Linked DNA regions of Mus musculus: all the other regions are linked to region 3. Evidence: chromatin loops called from intact Hi-C (ENCODE). Cell type or tissue: heart. All regions are shown on one strand.

Region 1 (4,000 bases), 57 kb after region 3:
CCAGTGTTTCCTCACTTTCCTTCAGCTATGGCACTGTAGAGTATGGATAGGACTCCAGCTCTGCACACAGGAGGTCTGCTTATTCCCATTCACCCCCATAGCTCTCAGGTCTCAGCTGGAGTGGTCTCAGCTGGAATTCTGCTCCATTCCTATGACTGTAAAACCATAACAATGCCCCTGCCTTGCCAACATCTTACCCCACAGGCTGGCTGCCTCCACCTTCCCGGGGCAGGCAAGACCACTATCATGCCCAGTGGAGTTTCAGTTCTGGCAATTTGCCACCTAGGTCTGGCACAACTCATGCCACAGAGGTCTTGGTTTCCTCAGAGACTTCCTTACACATAAAAATCTGGAATGTGCAAACCTTCACCGTGACCACAGCATAGCAGAGAGGAAAAGCTTTAAGGTATACAGCTTCATTCCATCTTCTTTACTTTTTATTTACTACTATGCTTTACTTATGTGTATATGTGCACTGCATGGGTTTATATGCATTTCATGCATCCTGTAGCCTGTAGAGGCCAGAGATGGTGTTGGATCACCTAGTGCTGGAGTTACAGGTGGTTGCGAGCCACCATGTAGGTGCTGGGATCCAAACCAAAGTCCTTCACAAGAGTAGCAAATGTTCTTACAAGACATTCCTTACCCTCTGCCTTTTAGGCACTGGATCTTCAAGGTCTAATGCCATGTGGTGTTATTTTGCAAGATATGGGAGAACATTCAACTCTAATGCTACACAGTCTGTCTGAGAGAGATTCTGAAATGGCAAAAAAAGTGTGCTTGCTTAGGAGAAAGAATTCAAAAACTGCCAGAAAGTAGTTGAATCCAAAGTCAAATAAGCATGGCATAGTCTAATATACGCTCTTTGGTTTAATTTGCCACACACAGGCTCAAGGCAGAGAAAGCATCTTTAAATAAGATGCTAAGACTCTCCAAATGAGTCTCTGAAAGTGGCAAAACATGATCTTGAAGATGTTAACTCTAGAGAAGAGGTGACATATTCCTAGAACTTATTCTTCTTTTATGAAGTCTACAGTCAGAAAGACTCTTATAATTCTATAGGTGGACAGACTCATACAATCTGAATGGCAGCACTGTTTTGGGGAGGGTCCTACTCAATTGTAGGATGGGCATTATAAAAGGCCAAAGGATGGGGCGAGGCAAAGGAAATGGAGTAAGATAAGGTACTTTTTAGTTGCTGGGACAAAACACCAGGACCAAAGTAACTTATAAGAGAAAAGTGTTTGCATTGCGGCTCATGGTTCTGGAGGGTAAAATAGAGTTCAGGGCATCGTGGCAAAAAGCACGGCAACGGGCAGACTGGCGTGGTGCTTTGGTGGTAGCTGAGAGTCTGCATCATGATTCATAAGAATAAGGCAGAGAGAGCTAACAGGATGCTGCTAAAGAAGGACAAAGCACTGGCCTTTCTTCCCACGCCGAGGTACTTCCATTTACACTCACAGGCAATGAGAAGCACTGGGGCCTCCTGAGCTGGGGAACGAGAGAGTTGTATATATTTCCAGCACATTAACAAAGCAGGATGAAGAGGAGCATGCCAGTCAGGCTGTGGCAGAGGATAGTGTCCTATTTTATAGAGGTAGGAAGGGCTAGCGGAGCACAGACAACGGAGATATGGAGAGACTAAGACTTGAGTAAAAACAAGTGAACTTCATCATAGATTGGAAGGTGAGCTTATGAGTTGGGTTGTTAGTGTCTCTCCTTTCTCTCTTCTCTCTCCTTTCTTCCCTCTCTCTCCCTTCTCTTTCTCTTTCCTTCTTCAGAGGTAGCTGGGGTCCTGAGCTAATGGGTAATTTCTCTTTGGCAAGCAGGATCTCACATCAGATTTCTGCTCTGAAAAGAACTCATGAAATATGGGAAAATGGAAAAGAAAGAAATCCTGTTATTACTCAGCAGCGATGAGTAAGCAAATGAGTACTGGCAATTGGCAGGATGGGCTTTTGCCAGGACTACTGCAAAACCCCTTGAGAATCTTTGGTGCGATGGACAGCTGAGATCTTTGGCAGGAGTTCATCAGAATTCCTAAAATTTGTTTTCCTAATCGCTGGCAGTGGTGTGTCTGGCCTCTGCTGCTTTTGTGCTTACAATAGATTCCTGAATTTCCTAATTCCCCGTGTTAAATCATTTTCTGATGTAAGAGTCTCATGTGTAGCTCAGAAGTAGGGAGCTTGTTCAACATCAGTAAGGCCTGAAGTTGATTACCAGCCCACCAGAGGGAGGGAGGTATGGATAGAAGGGGAGGGAAGGAGGGAAAGGAGGAGGTGTACACACACACACACACACACACACACACACACACACACACACACACACACACAGAATCTAGAATGGTTTCCATTTCATTGCTGGAATAAGACAATACTAAGTTTCTATCTTCAGTAACCAAATGGATGGAAAATTAGAGATTTCGTTCATTCAGCGTTCATTATTTGTTAAACATCTACTGTGAGTTCAGGCATTGGAATCAGAAGCAAGTTACAGTTACAATGCCAGTCTCCTGCCCTCAATGGAGGCTTACTTTCTAGAGATAAAAAAATAACACAATAAACCAATACTTAAATGTCAGAGAGTAATGCTAGGAAGAAAATAACAGATGATCAGATGAAGGAAAACATATAAGTGGTAGTATGACCTAGACTGAGTAGAGAAAAAAGCCTCCTAAGGAGGTCACATTTGATCCTGAAAGACACACACAACAAGGGACAAGAAGGGAAGTGTTAGGAGTCAAACAAGCCTGAGGGTGAGAGAGAAATATCATGGAAGGCCTGCTTGGCTCTGGTTCAATACTTGAAATAAGACACGAGGATGTTTAACCAACTGGCAATATCCTTAGATCCAGGATTTTTTCTTTTTTAATGTACTAGAGAAACAAGCTCTGTAGCAAATGGAAAAGCAGTGATTTTGGATAAGTGATGCGCCACTCAGACCTGCCATCTGCATGGAGCTGGACAGAAGTGTCCTTTAGGAAAGACCCGGCATTCAGTAAGGGACGTGGGAGGAGTTTGTTCAGAAGTAAGACATCAAAGCCAAGAGTCTATGCGACAACAAGGGATCTGCGACTATGCACGACACACCCAATAAGGGCAGCTGGAAGAAGAGGCACCTACCATGTCAGGGAGAGAGCAGGGAGAATTTGGGTTGGGACTACAAAATTCAGTTGTGGGGGAAAAAAAGAAAACAGGAGCTAAAGCACAATTGGTTGAGAGCAGGAACGGATTTCTGTGTTTGCAGCTCTTGTTTATTATTGTATTAGATCTCCTCAGCAAGGCAATAGGGAGAGAACAGACACTCAGGTGGGAAGAGACCCTTAGCTGCCTCCATTCACAGAGAACAAGCTATCCAAAAAGGATATCTCAGAGAATACTCAAGAGCTCTGAGAGATAATGCCTGAGTTTAATAAGATTGCAGGATGTACACTGAATGCATATAAACACACCAGAAGTGTGCATAATAGCAATAGACAACTGAAAATAAAAGTATCAGTTGCAGTCACACCCAAAAGTAAATACCCAGAGGTAAATTTAAAACTGTTCCAAGTTTTATATAATTAAAACTAAACTATTAAGCCAGTGGTGCACACTTTTAATTTCAGTGCTCAGGAACAAACAACAACAAACTAACAAAACCAAAACCAACCAAACCAAAATAATCCCCCAACAACTAAGTTATTTATTATAGCTAAAAATATGTGTATTAAAGACACTAAAGCAGACATAAATGAGCGGGGAGGTATATCAGGCTCTTGGATGAGACAAATAGTTGACTTTGAGCTATCTATTCTCTCCAAACAAATCTAGACTCAGTGTAATAAGATACAATTAAAAAAAATGTCTATTTCTATCAACATGCCAACAAGTTATCTTGAGAGATTAATGAGTTGATTCTAAATCTGTGTGGAAAATCAGAGGAAATAGAATAGCCTTAATGAATTTAGAAAAGAGAAGATCCAAGTTAAGGGGACATGTAATCTGATGTCAAAGTT
Region 2 (4,000 bases), 120 kb before region 3:
GGGTGTGGGTAAATTAGGCTTAGCATAGTGGGTAAGGGAGGGAGGGTATGGGGTGTGACTGACTGGCCTGAGTGGTTTATGAGTGTCAAGTTTAAGACAGAAATGCTTGGGTTGTTAACATAAACAGTTGAGAAAAACAAACACAATTACTTTAGCAATAGAACGTAGACACAGCCTTTCCTTAATGGAGTTAACATTAACCTTTAATGTTTTTGTTTTTTGTTTTTTTTATTATGATACCCACCAGGCTAGATGCTCTCATGGTGGTTGCTTTTCTATAAAATGATGCTCAAGGTACTGAATGTGTCCCTAGCTACTTCTTTGATATATCTGATGTCCCTAATGAAATGTATATAGTTGTGTTATATAATATATTAAGTCAGAAAAAATTCTAAGGAAAGTTACTTGGTTCCCTAAAAGCCATTCATGCCAACCAAGAGAAAAGCCGTGAAGTCCACAGTACCATCTGGGAGGGCTGCTAAACACCCACCCCTTCAATCCCATATTATTCCCCTAGAATTCTTAAGGGGCTCAAGGATTCCTACTGAGTTGCTCTGTAACCCTGTAATGCTGGGGCCGTTGATATTTACCACATTAAAAAAAATAGGCTATTTTGTCATGGGCTTAGTAGTAGTGAAATATTGTACTGTTTCATCATCTATTACATACTATTACATATCATTCATTACATGCTATTACATACCATCACATACTATTATAGTGTTTCACTGACATTACAATGATAGAGTTAATGGTGGTGATTATAAAGACTGCAGAATAACCCTGGGAGTTGCTTGTGACCAATGGTGAGCGAATAACACTTCATAGTGGCATGCTTGTACCCTGGTTGATGACATCCCAAGCGGGTGTCTGGATGGACACATACAGGAATTTATGTGTATGCAAAATGTGACACTGTTGGTTGAGCGCTGCAAGTGGCCTTGTAGCATTTACTATTACTTTTAGTGTTTAGTCTTTGGCTATGAGGTTTTGTTTGTTTGTTTGTTTGTTTTTTCCATCACTAACAGTTGAAGCGGCCATTCAATCAGAACGAGAGCACATGTTCTGCGGAAGCTCTGAGATATTTACCCTAATCTATGTCAAGGTTACTTTTGGTTTCAAAATTAACAGTGAGATCTGTTAAAGAGAACACCTGCCAGTAACCAATTTTCACAGGCTTAAAAGAAACACATGCTTTCCACCGAATTAAAAATTTTGATTCACTAGTTATAGGAATGTTAAGATTTTGTTAGTGATGAAATGTTACTTTTCTCCAATTGTTTAGACAATGCCAGCTGTAGTGTATAATTACTTCATAGGTGCTTTTATCTTTGAACAGTTAACAGCAGAGAGGACTGGTGGCTAACCTTTGTGTAGTTCAGACAGCTATACTATCTCCTTAACAGAAGACAACCCTCAAATTCTTCCAAACTCCATAGTTTCCATTGCTGGATGTTTAGTGTCTATGAATGGTCACTTTTTAAAGTTTTGCTTTCAGCTACTGTTGGGATGACCTACACCCATCTGGAGTGTTTGATTTTGCTGAGGGAAGATAGGAATTTGTCAGAGCAGTGGTTCTCAACCTGTGGGTCTCCTGAGACCAGTGGAAAACACTGATATTTACATTAGGATTCATAGAAGTAGCAAAATTACAGTTATAAATTAGCAACGAAAAAAATTTTATGGTTAGGGGTCACCACATCATGAGGAATTTGAGAACCATTCTTAGAAGGGGAAAGAGTTGCTTCAAAACACATGAACAGAACACTAGGGGGCAGCAAACTTACTAAACAAATAGACAAGCTTTTTAAAGTCAACTTGACTTAAAGGAAATCAATGACAAATCGACAGCCCATATTCTCCTTGGTGGAGATACATTTCTGTAGAATCTGCGGAAAGGAGGAGATAGCTATCATCCTGCTCCAAATTTGAAACTAGCGATTTCAATAAATAGAAAGGATAGAAAGGGCTCTGTGTATTAAAGCTTCAGTCTATAGTCACAGTGAGCAACCTGGTAAAATCTGTGCAAACAGATAGTCGCACAGAAAGTCCCCTAGATAGCAACAGGTCATCCTTAGCAATTCTGCAATGCTGTGAGTTGTACGCATTCGAGCAGAGCCTTTGCTTTATCGGCTGGGCATGCTGGTGCACACTTGAATTGCAGGTACTTAGGAGCTAGCGGGAAGAGGATGGTGAGTTTGAAATCAGCCTGGGCTTATCTCAAAAGAACATAAAACAAACAATATCAAGCAAGATAATCCCCAACAAATAGACACCCCCCAAAAGGCCAGACTCCCCCCAAAAGGAGATGCCAGTAAACTGTCTAGATGAATTCTTTTAGTTATACAATAATTGAATGCATCCCGTAGCAATCCAGAACTATTTCTAAAGGATCCAGAACTACTGCCACAATCAGCGACACATATGCAGACTGTCAGATAACGGAAGCACAGGCGTAGGATCTCTGTCCGCATTCCCTCTCCTCCCTCACACCAGAGAAACTCCTCTTCATGGGAATCCACCAGGGAACAGCTACCTCTCAGTGTAATTCCCGCAATGGCGGGAGAGCAGCTTCCGATGGATGGAATGTCTCTCTCGCTCTGTTTTATTTCTGTCAGTTCACAAACCTAGCAACCTTTCACTCACACAGACCATCCACCTCCAGCGTGAGAAGTGCTTAAGATACACTAACACCAGGGCTCACATGTGATTGCTCTCGAAAGCTCCCTAGACCGCATGGTTTTTAATGTTTCCCCAACGTAAAAGCCTTTTGCTGGGCACACGCTTTCTGGGTTACCCTAAACACACTGGAGGACCTGAGTTTGTTCTCATAAATGCTCATTGGCTTTCAAGCTTCAAGGCATGGGTTGATAGGCTTCTGTTTGTTTTCCCCAGAAAGTACTATTGCATGATGGGATAATTCTTCATGGGTCAAACCATCAGCTATACCTTCCCAGATTTTTATAGCTTTAACTGTGAGTAGTGATTTCTCTTGATGAGCCCATAGTCTCTGGTGGTTTAAATTGCCTTTTCAACTCATCCGGTTGTGTTCCTTTTGGCTATTATTAGATGTAAGCACAGTTACTGTATCAAAGGTAACAATGCCTTAGTGGATTCTTTTTTTAAATTTTATTAAGCATAAAGGCAATTAACATGGCTGATTTACAAGTGTATCCAATTTAGATGATCAGTTATGCCTTTATTAATATTATCCCAGTGAAGTTGCTATGATTGTCATATGGAGTCTGTAAACTGGAAATGTGGTCTAATCGGTGGATCAAATCATTTAACACAAATTTCTGGTGATCACAAGGCCTCTCCTGGATCAGACATTAGGCCCATTTAGTCAGCACTGAAATTTATAATCAAATAAATATTTGATTTGATTATAAATATTTGAATTAAAAATTCAAAGAAATGAATTTCCTTTTTTGTCTCCCTGGTAAAGTGTATAAATAGGTAGATGTGGCTTCAATTGCTAAGGATGAAGGTAATATCCTTCCCTCCCCATCGCCAGGATATGAGGATTTCTGCTTAAACAGAACCGCTCCCTCTTAGACGCTGAGCTAGAGTTATTTGTGAATTCCATCTGTGGGTCTTGATGGAGACCCACTGGGCCTCCTAGATAGACTCAATCTCTGGCCATGTGTTTTATCCATCCACTGCAAAGGTAACATCAGTTCCATTCACTTAGTCACACAAGGAGTTAGTTACTGCATAGGTACCACATGCCAGGCATTGAGTTGGGTATGGAAGATAGAGGATGCTCTGTCAGTCAAGGTTGCCCGCTTTCAGGGAGCCTCACGTGTAGTGAGGAACCCAGAGAGGTGGACAGGTGAGTGGTAAGGATGTCAAAGTGGGAACTGCAGGTATCCAGCAAGAAGGGCTACAAACCCGCTGCTGAGGGTGAACAAGCCCCTAGGCCAAGTGTGCCTCTGATAAAGCTGAGGAGTGGGGAAGAGAAACCTTCCAGGAGAAGGTCTTATGGAGTGCTTCCCCG
Region 3 (4,000 bases):
CCTGGCATGCTCACCAAACCTTCCCAGTGCTAACAGGGGCAATCCCTGATCCCTCAGAGATCCTTGGAAGCCATGAAGCCCTGAACAGGGGGACTCGAAGTTTGACTGTTCCCAGAAATTAATGATGTAGATTCCAAGAGGTGAAGGAACACGGCAATGCTGCTGACCTGTCCCCAGCTTTCCCTACAATAATCCGCATTCTCGAAGGGAGAACTCCATGCGCTCCTACTTGGGGAGGAACAGTCCCGAAATGTTCCCCCTCCCTCTGCCTCCTTCAAGTCCTGTCTGGTGGCCACTGGCTTCCTTCCTTTACAAGGTTCACGGAACAGACTGTCAGCTCCGAGGAGCCACAGCCGGAGACCTCACAGCCTGCCTGACTGGCTCAGGCTCCTAGCCTCCAGCAGAAGAGGAACGATATTCAGTTCTTGGAGTAGAATTGAGAAGGAAGCAAACACATTCATTATGTATGAGGTTTTGAACGTGAAGATAATAACGAGGCTGATTAATGATTAGAAAACACGTTAACATTTGTCTGTTTTAGGAACCACTTCTTATTTTGTTTTTCTCTTACATTCCTTATCCCATTCATCAAAAAAAAAAAAGTTTCACTAAAACTTCTGGCCTCTTAAGATTTTTTTTTTTTTAATTTAACTTTTGGTTTTCTTGTGTCTTTTTCTTTTGTCTTATTGGGTATGTTACTCAAAAGATCACTATGGCATTTAAATACTTGGGGGTGTTTGTTTGTTTGTTTGTGTTTGTTTTGTTTGTTCATTTTAACCAAACCTCTTTTGGTAGAAAGCATCTTGAAATACTAAGGGTTTCAGTACTCATAAAAAAGCAACAATTAAGCCTCAAGTCAGGTGGTAATTTGGGGAAGCAGGGCACTTAAGTGGGGGTTGACGGGACTGGGTCTGTGAACTGTCTTTCCTACTTGCTTTTAGACATCTTGAGTTGTGAGATCAGTAGCTCTCAACCTGTGGGTTGTGATCCCTTTGTGTGTATGTCAGCGGGTGGTGGGGGACACCACTCTTTCACAGAGGTCAGCTAAGACTATTGGAAATATCAGACGTTTTCATTATGATTCATAACAGTAGCAAAATTACAGTTATAAAGTAGTGGAGAAAATAATTTTCTGATGGGGGTGAGGTCACCACAACTTGGGGCTACTGTGTTCAAGGGTCACAGCATCAGGAAGGCTCAGAACAGCTATGTTAGGAAGTCAGCACGGTAAAAGAGCTTTGCCAGAAAAAAAAAAAACTTTTTAAATTAAAGGTTCCTTTAGAAATAAAGTCTAAAGCATAACGGCAGGAGAACCCAAGCCAGTAAATTATCTGAAGGAATTGCTATCAAAGCATTAAGGAAAAAAAAAGTCCTTTTTACTGAACATAGTAAATACTCACAATCAAAGTAAATGGTATGTTTGAGGCTAAAGTCCACAGATCAAAGTACTTTGCAAAATGTCAAGTGCAAAGCAGAAGGAGGTGGGAAGGAGGCGAGCCAGAAAACTATCCATAAAAAAAGTTTACTATCGCAGTAGAGAAAAACCTGTCAGAAAATCTACCTCACACAAGAGTAGCTTAGATAAGATTCAGCTCCGGTAAGGGATTCTCAAAATCAGTCACCCCAAAAGTGCACTAGACATATAAAAACCCAATAGTGATCAGAATACTGAAATCCCCTAAACAACGTCTCATTCCACACCAGCAGTGACTAAAACAACATTTAGTGGGGACCGCACTCTTCTGCAGCCGCCTTGTTGTCCATCAAGACCAATCACTAATGTGCTGTCTTTGCCCTGGTGGGCTTCGTTTTGTTGGCTTTAAAGCATGCCTTTAGAAAGTTAAAATAAAAAGTAGTCTATACAATGGAATGACGGTGTCTACAGGTCTTCTCAGCTCTGTGGCAGTCACGCCTAATGAAAACTCTGAGACAGTGCTCAGCCTCTGTCAGGTCTGTATGCATGCAGCCACCGCCACAGGGACAGAGGGCTTTAGGCAAAGTTTACAACCACACTGACAAAATGCCTACTGCAACTGCCACATCCCGACACACTCGGCGTTTACCTGGGAATCCCTCGGCCTCCGCTGATGCTTATTAAAAAGTTAGTTTAGAGACACTAGTCAACAACCACACAGGAAAGCAAGTTATTCCCCGAATAAAAACCTTACCTAGAAGAGGCCGAACTCCTCAGTTGCTCCAACAGAGGAAGTAGGAGTCGCTGGCCTTTTACATGTAGAGAGTGTTTATTTAGCCCTTTTTAAAAGGTCTTGACCTCCAGAGGTTTAAGATTAAGTCCAATCCAAGCGTCTGCAGGGAGGAAAAGGAGATGGGGGTCAGGAGAAAACGCAATGAGAGAGGCAAAGAATCTCAGCTGCTGGGTGGTGCTCATTTGAGCTATTTTCAGCATTGCCAGCAGCTGGACTTGTCTGCAAAGGGATGAAAATGCCTTGCCCGTTTCACCACCCCCACTCCATGGGGGGGGGGGAGGCGGACCAACACAAACCAGGAAACCCACAACAACTTGGTTCATTGTGCAAATATTCATTGAAATTTTGAGGAAAACTGCCAGCGCTATTGAAAACACCACACACACACACACACACACACACACACACAGAATCTTAAAGGAACACTGTACCTTGGTCCAACCGTGATGTTTTCTAAAGGGTTTACCCGATCAGTAGGAAGTAAGATGCTAAGGTCTATTGATGAGGGAGACTTCTGATTATCTCCTTGCCAGCTCACAACCGGTCTTAGTGCAACATTTTAGATCTCAGGTAGCAACATCAGCTACTGGCCTCTTCTTAAGACCACAGGCAAATGGTTTCTTTCTAGAACACACCTACATGTCCACTTTAACTATGCTATTTTTGAAAGCTACTGGGTTAAGCTGATGACATGTCTTATCTGCTGGCTGAGACTGGGGGACTATTCAGTGACATGAAGCAGAGAGGCTTCTGCCTCCCAAAGCCCAGTGGAAAAAGATTCATTCACACCAGGTCACCAACCACGACAGACAAACTTCGGACTTTTATTTGGTTTTCAGAATGAATAACCACAATCTAGAAGTTGTATTTCTATGTTCCCTCCTTTAGCATTTATGGGGCAAGCATCTCTCAGCTCACTAGGAGCTCTGGGAATGCAAAACTGGGCAGATAAACCGTGCTTTGGCTATTATGGGTTTATTGTACTCAGGCTGCAAGAATAAGTGAAAACAGAATCAAAGTCTCCTTTTACCAAGACTGAAGGAAAGGACTCTGTAGGCAACATTATTTCATTAGGCCCTGGCTATATCACTGTCCTATCTTGCTTCCTATTGCAGTGATAAAACACCATGACCAAGAGCAACCTAGGGAGGAACAGGTTGATTTCATCTTAAGGATCACAGTCCTTCATTGAGAGAAGACAGTTCAGAAACTCAAGGCACGAACCTGAAGCCAGGAACTGAAGCAAAGACCTAGGAGGGAAGGTGCTTACTGGGTAGCTCAGCCTGCTGTCCAGGACCACCTGTCCAAGAGCGGCAGTACCCACAGTAGGCTGGACCAGCCCGCATTAATCTCTGATTGAGAAAATGCTCTAAAGGCTTACCCACAGGCAATCTCTCAATGAAGGGTTCCTCTTCCCAGATGCCCCTAGCTTGTTTCAAAAAACTAACCAGTTTGGAAGGAAAGGCAGTGGCTATTCCAAGTGAATATGCAATATTTTTTTAAAGCCTTGATTCCATGAAGATAGATTCCTGAAACCTTCTCTTCCTTTATCAGGCAGCACAGAGCCATAAGAGCAGGTCAGGAAGCAGTGGTTTTCTCAAGAGCTACAAGAGGGGTCTCCAGTTATTGTGTACTTTGTTTTGAGACAAATACAAACCCAATTTCTTCTTTGTATAAATGACATCACGGTTGATTTTCAAAACATAGTGGACCAAGCATGGTAGAGACTACGAAGGGTCATGTGACCCTTGCAAGCAGTGTGCTATAGTGGTGAGATCTGTTAGCTGATAAAA
Region 4 (4,000 bases), 200 kb after region 3:
AGCGTGATATTATAGTAGGAGGGTAGGAGCTGAACTTAGATCGTCTCATTTGTCCTGGGATCTTCTTCTGTTAGGAGCTCTGTGTTGTCTCCAGGTCCTTGCTGACATAAGGTGAGCAGTCACCGACAGTCGGCAAAGGCCCCAGATTTCAAAGCACAAGGATAGAAAATAAAAACATGTGGCATTGTACAAACACGCTTTGTTGTCAAATGTGTAGTAACATAGGTAGTTCCTATGGGCTGGCCCCATCTATAAATTAAAAGAAAATGTTAGGAAGAATTAATATTACAAAGCACTGTCTCTCTAAACAACCTGGGCTTTGTGAGTGGTGACTGTCACGTTACCTATTCCTACTGAAGTCCTCATAGCACGCTCTTGGAACTATAGACATGTTCTCAGCTTGGCACCACAGAAGACAATGCTGTGGGGCAGATGGTTTTGAAATCTTCAACTAACCATCCTTAAGCTCAGCTTCCCAGAGTCTCCTGTGACTCAGCTTCTAGGGGTCTTCATATCAAAGAATTCTTGGCTCGTTGTGCAGCCCAGAAAAATCTCATTTGTACAATTTCTGTAGATTTTTTAAAAATTATTATTTTTATTAGGTATTTTCTTCATTTACATTTCCAATGCTATCCCAAAAGTCTCCCATACCCCCCCCCACTCCCCTACCCACCCACTCCCACTTCTTGGCCCTGGCTTTCCCCTGTACTGAGGCATATAAAGTTTGCAAGACCAATGGGCCTCTCTTCCCAATGATGGCCGACTAGGCCATCTTCTGCTACATATGCAGCTAGAGACACGAGCTCCAGGGGGTACTGGTTAGTTCATATTGTTCCACCTATAGGGTTGTAGACCCTTTTAGCTCCTTGGGTACTTTCTCTAGCTCCTCCATTGGGAGCCCAGTGACCCATCCAATAGCTGACTGTGAGGATCCATTTCTGTGTTTGCTAGGCCCCGGCATAGTCTCACAAGAGACAGCTACATCTGGGTCCTTTCAATAAAATCTTGCTAGTGGATGCAATGGTGTCAGCGTTTGGAGGCTGATTATGGGATGGATCCCCGGGTATGGCAGCCTCTAGATGGTCCATCCTTTCGTCTCAGCTCCAAACTTTGTCTCTGTGACTCCTTCCATGGGTGTTTTGTTCCCAATTCTAAGAAGGGGTAAAGTGTCCATACTTTGGTCTTCGTTCTTGAGTTTCATGTGTTTTGCAAATTGTATCTTATATCTTGGGTATTCTAAGTTTCTGGGCTAATATCCACTATCAGAGCTGTGATGTTACTGCAGGCTTTCATGGTTCCCTCCATTAGTGACCTTTAACTTTTGTTCTCTGAACAGCTTTGGTTGCTCACGTTAACAAGTTGGTTTTGTTGTTTGTTTTTTATTCTGCCCAGGCTTGGGAAAATTCTCTGTTAAATACTTTTTTTTTTTTAATTCATTCAAAATAGGTTTACCACATGTTGATCATGTGCTGGGCACTTTGGGAAGCAATGAGATATGGTCGAGGACAAAATAGACAGAAACTCCCTTGTGAATCGCATTCCTTAGCAAGGGACTGGCAATAGACACCATAAAAATACATCATGTGTCAGACAGTGTGAGCGAGGTAGAGCTACTCAGATGCAACCGCCCCAGCCTGCGGATTTAAATAAAGCTTAAGGAAAGGTCTTTGTGTAGGTGACATGTTAGGTAAGACTGGAGGACACTGCAGAAAGGAGGGTTGGATGCCGGAAGCTAGCAGAGGCCGGAAGCTAGCAGAGGCTGTGAGAAAAACCAAAAGTGATCACTGAGATCTGGGGCGCTGGAAATGGAGAGCAAGGAGATGGTCACCCACAGAGATGAGAAGAAAGGAAACAAAAGGAAAGATGGACACCCTACCCCCCAGGAGACTCAGTAGTCTCCTCAGGGAGAGATGATCCACACTATTTTATCATGCCGATGGGTAAATTCCTGTCTTAAGGTACTCATTGCGATGGACCAACCCCTGCCAGAGTGCATAGTATGGTCACAGATAGGTACCGAGAGCTCAACACATAGGAAGAGACTTAAGGGACTAGAACAGGGTGTTGAAGATACTCTCCTTTTCTCCGCTACTCAGCGTGGGGGTGATGTTCTGTTGGCAATGTGACTGGCAGCCGTGGTGCATGGGCACAGCCCTGGCATTCCAGGTCTACTACTTGTACCCTGCATTGTAGGCTTCCTATGGTTTCCTGTTAGAACTCTTGGCTGTACATCCAGAGAACAACAATGCCCTCTTGTGGTCAATGGGCAGAACTGGAATTTATTTTAATATTCTCTCAGCACCCTGTGGGTAATCTGAGGACTTTGTGAACAGCAATCTGCTGCTCGCTCGCCAACGGGAAGGAAATGATTGGCAGAATTCACTGGGTAAAATCCAGACCCCAATAATCCTGGTTTTGTCTAACTTATCTGGGTGGTTACAGCCCCAGAGTCCAACTCAGCCTTCGGGGCAGTAGATCACACATTTATCTCATTCATAGTGCAACATTCTTCCGGTTAGATTCAAGATACTTCAATCCCTACTGAATCTTCGAGTGATCTTTTATCGGTTAACTCTGCAAACAATCCCCCCTTGTCAGCCTCACAGATGAGAGTCCAGCGCCTTTATACAAAGTGGAAAAGCATAAAATTCTAAATAAACATGTTACCAGTGAGGAAAAAGGATACTTCTCAGTTGTCACTTAGAACGCCTCTTTGAAATTCTGTTTTAGGATTTGCCCCAGACATTCAATGTCTATACTTGAAATTTGTATTATGTCCCATTATGCTAAAGTTGCATTGCATAATGTCTAATTTTGAAATTATATTCTAGGAAAATTACATTCAAATTATATTATATAATAGTACAGACAATTTACATTAAAATTGTATTTATAGTGTAGGTAAATTATATTAAAATATATACAATAAAATATACAATTGTCATATAGCTAAATTATACTGTTATGTTATATTATACATAGTGTGTGTGTGTGTGTGTGTGCGCGTGTGAGTGTGTGTGTGCGTGTGAGTGAGTGTGTCCCTGCCTTCATTATAGGCCTACTACTAAAAGTCTCATTGTAAAGAAAACACATGGTTTTTGGCTTTTGGGAAAATGCATGCTTTTATTTTTATGATTCTTCAAAAACTGTGTAACCCATATTTGCAGAACACCCCTGTGGTATAGCTGGCTGCCTTTGCACAATCATTATCACAAAGATGAGTGTGCTACACAGGGATAACATTGCACAGTGGAATATTTCAGCCCTTGTACAAAGGGGAAATTTCCCAGAATATACGACCATCCACGTGCTTTAAATCACTTTTGAGGCACTAAATCTCAAAGGAGACATCATGAATGACTACTGAGAAGGTCACCTCTTCACTGTATGAGGAAGAGAAGGGCTGTTGTACTTGGATTCAAACCGTATAATATGGTGAGTATGGTTTTGACAGAATATGAGAACTAAGAGACAAACCAACAGAAAATACCTTCTATGAGATAGGAGTACAGGATATGGAGGGCTGCTTGTATTAAGAAAAATACATACTTAATTTAGACATTGTTGTTTTTTATAGATGTTTAATCTATAAATAGATATTGGATATATAAGTATATGGAGATGTTTAACATCTCCTTTGACAAATCTTGACAACTGTTTTAACTTCTTAATTCTGTGAGAATTCAGAATAATAGAAAAATGGATGCTGGGACAACCCAGAATACGCTGGCTGCTTAATTAGCGTGTGTAATGAACATACTTCAGGGCTCAGGACACCCACCCTTACTCTGTCTGACCTTTAAATACTGGGGATATGTTGGCACATGCAGACGGAGCTGTGGGGCTTTCTTCCAGTCTCTCCATCATCCCCTTCTGCTTCCTTCCTTCTTCCCTTCCCCATCCTTATTTCCTCTTTTCTCCCTCCTCCCACTTTCTCTAGTTCCTTATTCTCACCCCAGTCCGCCTTTTCATGTTCTCTTTACTCTTTTTTTTTTTTTTT
Region 5 (4,000 bases), 100 kb before region 3:
GGAGATGAGACATCCTCAAAGGCATTTTGAATTCATGAGAAGTCAAAAGTAGAGGGTGTCCGGTGCTTGTTTTTAGCAGTCACTGGACCACTTTACAATATCCTGTTACCATGGCATCCATTAATTATCTGAGCGGATTCCCTGACATGCCTGAGTGAGAGAGTCCCGCTTTTAATGTCCATACCGAGCAGGAGGCTGAGGCCACCTGAGTCTGGTAATCTTTACTTTCTACACGAATGAGGGAAGAAAATGACCTCGGACATTCTTGGCTCAGGGATGGCAGGCATTTATAAACACAGATCTATCCTTGCATATGTAGTTAGTAAGCCTACCGAGTAGTAAACACAGACAGGACCCCTCCTGTCTTTGTGCAGCTTTAAAAGTCTGAGCAAGTTATACAGGAAAAAAAAAGAGGGCTCCTTATAAGGACCCTTCTGCAGTGGCGAATAATTCACCTTCAGTTCCTATAAGGGAGACTATCATCACACTTTTAGTGGATGTATGTGGTTGCTCATCATTTGGCAGCAGATAATATAAATTTTATATTACTTTTATTAACTGCTTTATCATGCACCTCCAACATCTTAGATTTTTTTTCCTTAAAAAGCCCAACAAAGCAACAGTTTATCAAGTAAAACATCCCCGATTAGAAGTCTGTACATTAGAAAGAGTGAGTCACATTAATGTGCCTATCTTTATATATTCTTTACTAACTTAAAAAACATACTTGTAGCCGGGCGTGGTGGCACACGCCTTTAATCCCAGCACTCGGGAGGCAGAGGCAGGTGGATTTCTGAGTTCGAGGCCAGCCTGGTCTACAAAATGAGCTCCAGGACAGCCAGGGCTACACAGAGAAACCCTGTCTCGAAAAACAAAAACAAAACAAACAAACAAACAAACAAACAAAAACCCTAAAAATAAACCCCAAAAAACAAAAAAAAACAAAAAACCCAAACCAAAAACAACAACAACAACAACAACAACAACAAAAACCCCAAACCAAACCGACTGTAACTGCATAGAAAGCAATGGCCTATGTGCATACTGTGTCTCAAGGGCTAACAGGCAAAATCCACAACACTACTCCTGACTGAGTCACTATGCCTTCATTTACCATGGGAAAATTCAAACTTAGCCACTTCAAGTCAGAAATTCTGAAGGGAAAACAAATGTCAAAACACTGCCATTAGAAACATACAACTGTCATAAAACGGAGCATATTAGTCACAAGCCCTGGGATTTTTCTGTCACTTAAATATGACCATCATGATTTCCAACACAAAATTTTTGAGCTTTATAATTAGTTACATTCAACATTATTATCAATCTGAGAAGTCTAAATCCCAAATGCATGCTATACAGATATACTTTTTTTTTTTTTGGCTTCAACCACAACACCAATGCCAAGAATAATCAATTCTGAACTCTGTATATAAAACATGATGATTGCAAACTCAAAGACAGAAGGAAACCCTCGTACTTCTACAACTTCTTCAAAATGTTTCCTGTCTCACCACTGCTTCTTGCCTGATACCCTGACCATTCTTTTTCTAGGTTCCTCACTGCCTCTGGTCCCCTGCATTTCCGTTCAAGGAAAACCTACTCTTGGCAGCACCTCGGCCCTTTATGTGGGTGCAGAGGCAACCTCTTTGCAGTTGGAGCTGCCTCCTCTCAAGCCCCCGCCTCCACCTTCACCTGCAAAGACGCTGTGGCTCTCATCCTGCCTTCCCGGGTCTTCCTTCTCTGATCTCACAGACCTCCTCTTGCCGTGGACCTGGTCAGCACACAGCTGCCTGCCTAGGCTCTGCTGCTGTGAGCAGCGTTGCCAGAAAGGGCTGCCCCAGAAAGGGCTGCCCTGGCAGCGCACTGAGTAACGCTTTGGCAGAGTTTAAAGACTTAAAAAAAATGCCCTCAATGCTTTCCACTTTCCACTTTCACTTATCATACAGAGAGCTCTCAGCAGGCCCAGCTGGGAGGGATGCGCAAATATTCTCTCTCTCTCTCTCTCTCTCTCTCTCTCTCTCTCTCTCTCTCTCTGACAGCTTTTTCCCTCCCATGACATTACTTCCCTTCACTCCAATCATCTCGCCTCCCAAGTCCCAATTCACAGTTTCCCATCCCGTGGTGTTAACTCACATCCATTTCAAGAAACAAATCACTTGTCTTTTTACAGTGCATGTGGGAATTGCGGGCTGTGAAAGGAGTAACTCCCCCCACCCCGCCTTCCTTCTCTCTCTAGGCTTCACCTTGCTTTGATAGAAAGTTAAAAACAAAGTGTTATTAGTTAACAAACTCCTCCATTTTCATGGTTTTAAATTTAAATGGAGAAAACAGACTGTGAGATTATCTTCACCGCCCAGCCCTCTGCCACACAGCGTGGTATTCATGGCAGCTCGGAAGGCTCCGAGGACAATCTTTATGCTATAAGACCCTAGGAATGCACAGAGCTATGCACAATCCATCCTTTGTGGAGCTCAAACACAGACCCAGAGGGACACATGTGCTGGTATGCGTGGCTTACCGTCCTAATGGCTGTGGGGATTCCAGACTCATCCACAGGGCCGATCCCTGGGTAATGCGGGGCTTTGATGACCGTGACCCTCTTCTCTTCCTCGGAGGATCTATAGAGCGGGATGGAGCTTCCCATGGTGCCATCCAGGGACTGGGCATGCTGGGAATATGTCTCTGCAGAATCTGAGTGGAAAATACAGTGACAGGGAACACATTGGGTATAAACTAATGGTGCCTCTTGTCCATTGATTGACAACCATCGTAGAATCCTTTCTACCTCCGTGCCTTTTCCCATATTTACTCTGTCTCGTTCAGCAGCAGGTATTACACATATGCATGGGACACCAAGGACTTCGGTGTCTTACAAAGAAGGACGAGAGGAGGAATGTTTGATGAATGACATGTGCAGCCACCATTGAGGAGACACTGAGCATGTCCCACCTCACTTTCCTTCCCGAAATCTTGGGAGGGACAGGACAAGGGTGGGGGTGGGGTGGGGGCAGCAGAAGCCGAAAGAAACCTGGTAAAGTGTACTCAGGTCACAACTCATAATGATCCTCATGAGGCTTATGGCTGCCATCGTGAGAAAGTAGTAAGGTGTTTTAGAGAAGTCATAGGATTATGATCCAAAGATACAATTCCGTAAAAATAAAATGAAAATAAAAGTCAATTGAAAATTATGTTTAGAACTAGATACGCACTAGAAAAGTGAAGGCTTCTAGGTAAATAAGTGCTTTTTCAGTAATTAGGTTTTATTGAATTTTATTTAATATTGTTGGCTTTATGGTGAAATGCCCATGCAATGGCGGTTTATCCTTCAAGACAGACAGTTGTTTTAAGGATTAAAGTTACATACATGGTTACATGAGGCTCATCAAATTTCTATCTTCGGGGAGTGGGCGGGTAGGGGAGTGGGGGTGGGTGGGTATGGGGGACTTTTGGTATAGCATTGGAAATGTAAATGAGCTAAATACCTAATAAAAAATGGAAAGAAAAAAAAACAAATTTCTATCTTCACGTTAAGATTATGAATCTTTGGAATACTTTCAGGGGTAACAGAACACATGTATACACTACCTGTTCTGTTCATTCTGAGGTAAAAATAATAGTTTTGGAAAATCAGCATCATTGGCAGGCTTGTCAAACAGTAGTGATGTGACTTCCTGCTGTTTTAAAGACTGCATGACCTGTCTTAGCAAAGTCTGTCACTTAGTTCCTTTCTGTGGAAGCTGAAAACATTTTTTTGTTTGTTTCAGGATAGCATTTGCTGATTCTATTCATATATATGTGTTTGTTTCATTTTCATATATATGAATTACAACTAATATTTATATCATGTATAATGAACTTTTATATTATATATGTGTATTTTATGATGATGTCACATAGAACAACATAAAATAAACATTTAAGAATTTGACTCATTTTCACATGGGTATTTAGCATTAAGCTCTCTCAAGGCTAATATCCAGTATATTACTATAGTGGC

The links. A loop is a pair of places that touch in the nucleus more often than their neighbours do. Peaks named below come from ENCODE experiments on the same cell type or tissue, not always from the same donor. Only the 100,000 strongest peaks of a DNase experiment are listed, where the experiment ranks them.
Region 1: a loop joins it to region 3, with 2.2 times the contacts of the local background. A loop is called at or near these places in 3 of 42 quality-filtered maps.
Region 2: it touches region 3 in a loop (2.1-fold over the local background); 3 of 42 quality-filtered maps call a loop at or near these places.
Region 4: it touches region 3 in a loop (6-fold over the local background); 3 of 42 quality-filtered maps call a loop at or near these places.
Region 5: it touches region 3 in a loop (1.8-fold over the local background); 3 of 42 quality-filtered maps call a loop at or near these places.

Annotation. Positions count from the first base shown.
Region 1 is chr8:45,600,269-45,604,268 of GRCm38, reverse strand. The region is part of intron 1 of Sorbs2 (sorbin and SH3 domain containing 2); the gene reads right to left. Gm16351 (a long non-coding RNA gene) reads left to right here. Exons shown (of 5, transcript XR_003947381.1): 1 at 1-4,000. Among named protein-coding and RNA genes, the nearest start is that of Gm16351, 2.6 kb to the left of the region's middle. In heart, no CTCF peak of the experiment used is centred here; a DNase peak (open chromatin) is centred at 2,008; H3K27ac peaks cover 248 bases.
Region 2 is chr8:45,778,550-45,782,549 of GRCm38, reverse strand. The region is part of intron 12 of Sorbs2 (sorbin and SH3 domain containing 2); the gene reads right to left. All of the region lies in intron 1 of Sorbs2os (sorbin and SH3 domain containing 2, opposite strand), which reads left to right. Among named protein-coding and RNA genes, the nearest start is that of Sorbs2os, 39 kb to the left of the region's middle. In heart, a CTCF peak has its summit at 1,755 (motif pointing right); no DNase peak of the experiment used is centred here.
Region 3 is chr8:45,657,110-45,661,109 of GRCm38, reverse strand. Sorbs2 (sorbin and SH3 domain containing 2) reads right to left here. Exons shown (of 24, transcript NM_001205219.1): 2 at 2,169-2,307. The region is part of intron 1 of Gm30635 (a long non-coding RNA gene); the gene reads left to right. Among named protein-coding and RNA genes, the nearest start is that of Gm51529, 17 kb to the right of the region's middle. In heart, no CTCF peak of the experiment used is centred here; DNase peaks (open chromatin) are centred at 299 and 2,439; H3K4me3 peaks cover 3,732 bases; H3K27ac peaks cover 4,000 bases.
Region 4 is chr8:45,452,754-45,456,753 of GRCm38, reverse strand. No RefSeq gene overlaps it. Among named protein-coding and RNA genes, the nearest start is that of Tlr3, 44 kb to the right of the region's middle. In heart, a CTCF peak has its summit at 2,271 (motif pointing left); no DNase peak of the experiment used is centred here.
Region 5 is chr8:45,761,713-45,765,712 of GRCm38, reverse strand. It overlaps Sorbs2 (sorbin and SH3 domain containing 2), which reads right to left. Exons shown (of 24, transcript NM_001205219.1): 8 at 2,522-2,694. The region is part of intron 1 of Sorbs2os (sorbin and SH3 domain containing 2, opposite strand); the gene reads left to right. Among named protein-coding and RNA genes, the nearest start is that of Sorbs2os, 56 kb to the left of the region's middle. In heart, no CTCF peak of the experiment used is centred here; a DNase peak (open chromatin) is centred at 1,832; H3K27ac peaks cover 350 bases.